Linked DNA regions of Homo sapiens: region 1 is linked to region 2. The links are chromatin contacts, found by Hi-C or POLR2A ChIA-PET in ENCODE. All regions are on one chromosome and are shown on one strand. The core of a region is the stretch at or near the end of the contact, and the rest is flanking DNA. Distances in the headings are between cores, read along the strand shown.

Region 1 (3,899 bases), core at 13-2,512, 100 kb before region 2:
GAATCACCAGACCATTTGCCATCTAGTTCACTTGAGGCAAAATGCAGCAATCCAACTGGCCTCAGCATCCTCATCGATGAAATGAGAGTGATAATAACCATGGTGGTAAATGTGATAAGTTGTCAAGGGTGTTTCATTGTAAATTGCCTAGGGGGTATTGGGAACTCACACACACACACACACACACACACACACACACACACACACACACACACACATATATTTCTGGAGACAGTTTTGCTCTTGTTGCCCAGGCTGGAGTGCAATGGCATGATCTTGGCTCACTGCAACCTCCACCTCTGGGGTTCAAGTGATTCTCCTGCCTCAGCCTCCTGAGTAGCTGGGATTACAGGCACCCACCACCACGCCTGGCTAATTTTTGTATTTTTGTAGAGATGGGGTTTCACCACGTTGGCTAGTCTGGTCTTGAACTCCTGACCTCAGGTGATCCACCCGTCTTGGCCTCCCAAAGTGCTGAGATTACAGGCGTGAGCCACTGCACCCAGCCCTGATTGTCAATATCTAATCAGGTTCCTCATTTTCCACCATTCCCCAGGTGATGTCTGATCACCTTGCCCTGCCTTCAGCAAGAATCTTGTTAGATGGGTTTAAGCGAGAATCCTCTCATCTCTGATGCAGTTTCCTATGCACTGGCGCTCAATCAGTGGATCCTTTCTCCTTCCTCATAAATTCCCAGTTGCCCATGCTGATTTCTGAATTGAGCCCAAATACTCTCCCTGACCGCAAAACCCACTGCAGTGGTCCCTACACCCATCATGATGCCAATAAAGTCGGCCTTGTAGTCTTTAACAAGTGTCATTCAATATTTTTTTTAACATCCTATACATAAAACTCCAGCCAAGTGAGGTCCTGATTCTTCTATGTGTCTCCGGTTCCCATCTATGAGAAGGGCACAACGCAACCAGGGTTTTGGGCAGCCTTCCATGAAAGCACCTGGAAGCCGGAGAAGGGGGGCGGGGGGACTTTTGACACAGATGGGGAAGGGCGGAGGCGCTGGGTTTGAGCAGCATCAGCCCAGAAATGCAGAACTGCCAAAAGAAACCCCCCTAAAAGGCAGGACACTTTTAAAGAAAATAAAGGTGAATTCCAGGCATGAGCTTTCGACGGGGAATGGGGCTTCCCCGACTCGCCCCCACGCCCCCCGCCCTTCTCCCCAGGTGCGCAGCCCGCGCCGCCCACCCCGGGCGCGGCGAGGCGACGGGAGCCGAGCTCTCTAGGACCCGAGGAGGAAGAGCTGCAGGGAGACAGTGCCTCCAGCGGGTGCTGCCGCGAGCGGCCAGCCGAGGGGCTGGAAATGAAAGTAAAGCGCTCCAGAGCCACATGGACGGAGCTGCCGGGGCGGCGGCGCCGGGAGCAGGATGCGGCCGCCCGTAATTAAATAGCATTTACTCTTATTATTACTAATAATAATAACGTAATCATACCTCTAGTCATAGCATACCATTTATCGGGCTCGGCGCAGGCCCGCGGGGAGCGCAGCCCGGCGGAGGTGAGTGCTTGGCGCGGCCCGAGCCCCGCGGGGCAGAGGCCGGGGACACTGCGTCCGGAGCCGCCCGCGCGCGAGGGTTCGGGGACGCCCGGGCCGGGCAGGGCTGGGGAAGAGGCGAAGAGAGCCCTTTCCAGGCCGGGGCCGCGCGCCGGGCCACCTGGAAAGTGGGATTTTGCAAAAAATAAATCGTCTCTAAAACCCCATTTGCTCCTTTTTGGGGATCCCGGTCCCCGTGCCCTGCCCCAAAGTTTAAAAGTTACCGTGTGGCCGGGGGCACCTGGCGCTGGGGAGACTTGGCCGCCCCTGCAGCCCCCAGGAGGTGTCTTGAAATTTTCGTGGGGCCTCTCTCTTCGGCGTCCGGAGCTTCTGGGGTGTCCAGATGCTTTGCCGACCCCGCGCAGGGGGTCTCGGGGGCTGGCAGGGGCGTCGCTGGCAGGGCCCCCCTTCCTTTTGTGTTGTCCTTGGCCCCGCAGCACCCGGAGTTGGAGGGGCCGCGGCGAGGGCCGGGGAGCGGGGCCGCCCGACGGGCCGCCCCTTTCGGCTGCGGCGGCCACGCGAGCCCGGGGATCCGGGGCCTGCAGCCGGGCCCGCGGGAAGGGGGCGGCAGGAAAGGGGGGCGCGGTCTGGGCCTGCTGGGCAGGGGGGCGTTTCCGGTCGCAGGATCAGTCTCTGGACTTCGAGGCCTGTGGGAGGCCCGCGGCCGTCCAGGGAGTGCTAGGGGGCTGCGGACCCCGGCTCTGGCGCCTGGGGACGGGGGCGCCCTGACGGGGCTGGGGGCCTGGGAGCCGCCGACTCCGGCCTCATACCCCCATCCTGCCCGCTGCGAACCTCAGGGCCCCCCTCCGGGTTTGCTCCCTCCTCCTTTCCCCTCCTTTCTCCTCAACTCTGTCTGTTTTAGGCGTTTATAAGGCGCCTGGTTGGGGGGACTTTCACAGACAAAGCCGTCTTCCCAGGGGGGAAAATAATCATATAAAAACAGCTCACTCTGATAGAACCTGATGGCTGTATTGCCAACAGGGCATTGACGGGGAAGACTAGGGGGCTAGGGCCCTGCGTGGGGAGTCTGGGGGCTCTAAAAGGGGGCTGGGCCTGAGTGGGGAGCTGGTGATCAGCGGTTTTATTTCTCGGGTTGCTAGCTTTGGCATCAGACTTTGAACCCCAACTTCTTGCCATATTCCTCAGCATCTGCAGTTCAGCCTGATGAAAATAGCAGAATGCAGATCCTTGAATTTTCACACAAATGAGATAATTATAGTACATGTAGCAACTGTGTTGGACACAAAATGCTGGCAGAATCTTTAGTTCTACTACCAATACTTCCTCTACACACATACAGCCATCCCCTCCGTGGTGGTCTTCTTTCCCCGTGTCCACCTCCCACAGAAGTTGGACTGCAAGGTGGAAATGACACCTGGTCAACAGTTGGATGGAGCATGTTTGAGAAGTGGGGAGACTTAAGGTGGGAAGAAAGAACCTGTCCAGGAGGGATGAGATCTGAGGATGGGAGAGAGACTTTGTTGTCCCTGAGCTGGGATAAAGTTTCTGTTCTGTAGATGCTGTGTGTTCTTAGCTGCTGGCTTTTGTATAGGTTAGACAGGAATGGGGGTTTTGGTAGATTATTGTGGGGCTTAGAAGCTTGGTGGGATGTGCTGATCTCTCGAGTCTTAGTAGGAAAGCTGAGATGTCGGTTGAGACATGGATAGAGAATCTGAAAATAATCCCTCAATCTGAAAATAATAATCCCTCAAATATCACTTTTTAGTTTATAACAAAAGGGCTTTCACATGTGTTGGCTCATCTGTCCTCCATAGCAACTGTGTCAGGTAGACATTTTCTAGATAAGAAACCTTAGGCCGAATTGTGTGTCTTGCTGGAAAGTCAGACAGCAGAGGTAGGATTCCCACCCAGTTTTCTGGCTCCAAATCGTCACCCTTTCCCAGAGTCCTGGGCCACCTTAGCAAGTTACTTTTCATTTATTTTATTTTATTTTATTTTACTTTTTTGAGACGGAGTCTCGCTCTGTCGCCCAGGCTGGAGTGCAGTGGCGCGATCTTGGCTCACTGCAAGCTCCGCCTCCCGGGTTCACGCCATTCTCCTGCCTCAGCCTCCTGAGTAGCTGGGACTACAGGCTCCCGCCACTACGCCCAGCTAATTTTTTGTATTTTTAGTAGAGACGGGGTTTCACCGTGTTAGCCAGGATGGTCTTGATCTCCTGACCTCGTGATCCAGCCACTTCGGCCTCCCAAAGTGCTGGGATTACAGGCGTGAGCCACCATGCCCAGCCTTCTTTTTATTTTTTGAGACAAGGTCTCACTCTGTCACCCAGGCTGGAGTACAGTAGCACAATTGTAGCTCAGTCTGCCAGGCTCAGGCAATCCTCCTGCCTTGG
Region 2 (3,985 bases), core at 592-3,091:
TGGATCCTCTTGGTGGGACTCTTGAGGGTTTTCCTTTTCTCCTGTTCTTTGGCTATAAAACATTTATAATTTTTTTTGGGGGGGGGGACAGAGTCTTGCTCTGTCACCAGGCTTGAGTGCAGTGGTGGGATCTCGGCTTACTGCACCTCCGCCTCCCGGGTTCAAGCGATTCTCCACCTCAGCCTCCCAAGTAGCTGGGACTAGAGGCGCATGCTGCTACACCCGGCCAATTTTTTGTATTTTTAGTAGAGACAGGGTTTCACCATGTTGGCCAGGCTGGTCTCGAACTCCTGAGCTCAGGCAATCTGCCCGCCTCGGCCTCCCGAACTCAGGCAATCCGCCTACCTCCGGCCTCCCAAAGTGTTGGGATTACTGGCATGAGCTACCACGCCCAGCCTGCAAATATTTCTTTTATATATATATTTTTATTTTTATTTATTTATTTTTGAGACTATCGCTCAGTCACCCAGGCTGGAGTGCAGTGGTGTGATCTCGGCTCACTGCAAGCTCCACCTCCCGGGTTCACGCCATTCTCCTGCCTCAGCCTCCCCCAAGTAGCTGGGACTACAGGTGCCTGCCACCAAGCCCAGTTAACTTTTTTTTTTTTTGATTTTTTAGTAGAGACGGGGTTTCACCGTATCATCCAGGATGATCTCAATCTCCTGACCTTGTGATCGTCCCACCTCGGCCTCCCAAAGTGCTGGGATTACAGGCGTGAGCCAGCGTGCCCAGCCTGGCCAGGCTGGTCTTGAACTCCTGACCTCAAGTGATCCACCCACCTTGGCCTCCCAAAGTGCTGGGATTACAGGTGTGAGCCACCGCGCCTGGCCCCCTCTGTATTTTCTACTCTGCATGCAAATGCGCTCTCTCAAAGCGGAGATCTGTGCAGCCACGGCAAGCACAGGGGCATGGGCTTGAAACATGTCAAAGCTGTGAAATCTCTGTATGTATGGCAGAGCACTGGCTTTGGACTCCGACGGTCCTAGGATCAAACCCTGCCTCCATCACCAATTTGGGGTATGATCGTGGGCAAGTCACTTCCCTTCTCTGGGCTTCCAGTTTCTCACCTGTAGAATGGAACACCAGCGGCCGGGCGGTGGCTTACGCCTGTAATCCCAGCACTTTGGGAGGCCGAGGCAGGTGGATCATGAAGTCAGGAGTTCGAGACCAGCCTGACCAACATGGAGAAACCCTGTCTACTAAAAATACAAAATTAGCCAGGCATGGTGGCACATGCCTGTAATCCCAGCTACTCAGGAGGCTGAGGCAGGAGAATCACTTGAACCCAGGAGGCAGAGGTTGCGGTGAGCCGAGATAGTGCCATTGCACTCCAGCTTGGGCAACAAGGCGAAACTCCATCTCAAAAAAAAAAAAACAAAAGCAAAAACGAACACCAGCTTCATAAGACAGTTGTCCCACGAAGACACCTGGAGCAGGGCAAACACCACTCAGCAGCTGCCATTATGGTGACAGAGAGGAAGGTACGGACCTACATGGAGACCATCACCTCCAGTCCCAGCAGCTGCTGCCCATCGCGGGTTGTCTACCAGCTGGTGTGGGATGCAGCCAGGGTCAGACCAGCTGTGTGGTCTTGGACAACTTATCCATTTCCCTGAGCTGTTTCTCTCTCTGTCCAACAAGGATGCGCTACACAGGTCACATGTGCGTGCCTGACAGCACATCTCGACCCTTCTCCTTCCCCTCCACCCCAGCTCCTTCAAGGACAAATTCCGAAGCTGGACACATGCCCCCTTCCTTTACTGCACCCTATTACCAGACAGCCCTTCACACACTGCCCCGTGGCTGTGCCAGGCTGGCCCAGCTGGCAGCTCCTGACGTCAGCAGCTAATCCGGGAAAGCTGCCAGCCAGAGATAGGGGTGAGCAGCAAAGGAAATCAGAAACAGGTTTTAAGATGGGTGCCCCAACCCCCCAGCCAGCCCTCAGGGAGCTTTCATCAGCCTCTCACTTAAGCAAATCCTCGCAACCATGCGTCCTGATGCCCGGTCCCCTCAGGATTAAGTAAGTGCTGAGCAGGAGGCTTTTATTTTAAGCTGCAGCTCTGTCATCAGGAGCTAGGCACACAGCAAGCCACTGCCTAGCTGTCCCATAGGTTTCTCCAAACAGAGTAGTGGGCGTCCACTCAGGTCTGGATTTCAGGCTGACTCCAGGAAGTCCAGACTACAGGGAGGTAGAGGGGACGGGGCAAAGGTCAAGGATCAGAGGTAGAGGGGACAGGACAAGGGCCTCAGTGTGTTGCCTCCAGCTGGCCCTCCCTCTTAAGGCACAAGGCCCGGTGCACCATTCCTCACTGTTCTTATGTCTTCCCAGCGTACAGCACGCAGGACGGTGCTATGGTTTGAATGTCTCCCCAGAATATATGGGTTGGAAACTTAATCCCTAATGCAATAGTGTTGGGAGGTGGGTCTTAATGGAAGGTGTTTACATCGTAAGGCCTCCACCCTCACGAATGGATATAAAAGAGCTTGAGGTGGCTGGGTGCGGTGGCTCATGCCTGTCATCCCAGCACTTTGGGAGGCTAAGGCGGGCAGATCACCTGAGGTTGGGAGTTCAAGACCAGCCTGACCAACATGGAGAAAGCCCGTCTCTACTAAAAAGACAAAAATTAGCTGAGCGTGGTGGCGCACGCCTGTAATCCCAGCTGCTTGGGAGGCTGAGGCAGGAGAATTGCTTAAACCCGAGAGGCAGAGGTTGTGGTGAGCCGAGATCGGGCCATTGCACTTCAGCCTGGCCAAGAAGAGCGAAACTCCATCTTAAAAACAAAGAGCTTGAAGCTGCACGTTGGAGCTCTTGCTCCCTCTCACCATGGGATGCCTTCTGCCACGTTATGACACAGCAAGAGGGCCCTCACCAGATGCAGCCCTCGATCTTGGGCTTCCCGGCTTCCCGAGCTGTCAGAAATAAATCTCTATTCATACCAGCACAAAATGGGGCTGGATGCAGTGGCTCATGCCTGTAATCCCAGCACTTTGGGAGGCCAAGGCAGGCAGATCATCTGAGTTAAGGAGTTCGAGACCAGCCTTGCCAACATGGTGAAACCCTGTCTCTACAAAAATACAAAAATTAGCTGGGCATGGTGGCGGGCACCTGTAATCCCAGCTACACAGGAGGCTGAGGCTGAAGAATTGCTTGATCCCAGGAGGCGGAAGTTGCAGTGAGCCAAGATCATGCCATTGCACTCCAGCCTGGGTGACGAGCGAAACTCTGTCTCAAAAAAAAAAAAAATTTCCTGTAGAGACAGGGTCTTAACTGTATTGCCCAGGCTGGCCTCAAACTCTTGGCCTCAAGTGATCCTTTCACCTTGGCCTCCCAAAGTGCTGAGATTACAGATGTGAACCACCGAGCCTTGCCTTTCTTCCTCTCCATCCTTGGCACCCAAGTCTAGTTCTTTAACCCATTTGCTCCTCCTGGGTCTTCCCAACTCCTTCCTGTTTCAGAGCCATTGCACTTGCTGTTCCTTCTGCCTGGAGTGCGTGCCCCCACATCTCCTCAGCCTCGCTCTGTTCTCAGTGCCTGGCCTGCCCATGCGCAGCAGCAGTAGCTGCTCCCCAAATATCTGCTGACCTGGCTGTGGGGAGGATAACACCAGAGCTGGGTGTGACAGCGGTGTTGTATCACCACCAGGTGGAGCTGTAGACACGTCCTGGGCGGTGACCTCGGGTCCAGCCTCCAGATCTGTCCTCTCAGCAAAGCCTCCAGGGCCCTCCGTGCCAGGCAGTGCTGTGGGCACCAGCTGACTCAGCCGCCGCCCCTCCTGCCCTCCAATGGCTACTGGCATACGTGGTCCAAGGGCTTGCACAGAAGCCTGGGAGGAAGGGAGGGCTGGCTGCCGCCCAAGGCCTGTGCTTCTAGGCTCTTTCTGGGGAGGGAGGGGACGTGGAGGGAGTTGGGTGGGGATGGTAGCTCAGCCAGGCATCTGGGATGAGGGGTTCTGCAGAGGCGTCGGACTTGGAGTCTATCTGCTGC

The links. A loop is a pair of places that touch in the nucleus more often than their neighbours do. ChIA-PET counts read pairs that join two places held with the same protein, here RNA polymerase II (POLR2A). Pooled maps may share reads with other maps.
Region 1: a loop to region 2 is called in a pooled map, with 2.8 times the contacts of the local background. The contact joins the promoter of ZC3H7B here to the enhancer-like site in region 2. A Hi-C loop is called at or near these places in 6 of 50 pooled maps. POLR2A ChIA-PET finds 5 or more read pairs at or near these places in 9 of 52 experiments (AG04450, T-cell, WTC11 and 5 more).

The regions. Positions count from the first base shown.
Region 1 is chr22:41,300,263-41,304,161 of GRCh38, forward strand. ZC3H7B (zinc finger CCCH-type containing 7B) reads left to right here and starts at 1,263. Exons shown (of 23, transcript NM_017590.6): 1 at 1,263-1,510. It also overlaps a transcript of RANGAP1 not described here. RefSeq lists silencers at 950-1,289, 1,570-1,639 and an enhancer at 1,371-1,872.
Region 2 is chr22:41,400,335-41,404,319 of GRCh38, forward strand. No RefSeq gene overlaps it. Among named protein-coding and RNA genes, the nearest start is that of TEF, 20 kb to the left of the region's middle. RefSeq lists an enhancer at 2,134-2,278 and a cis regulatory region at 2,200-2,213. Within about 2 kb of position 1,842, at least 26 of the 41 ENCODE cell types and tissues checked have a DNase peak (open chromatin) inside an H3K27ac peak, as active enhancers do.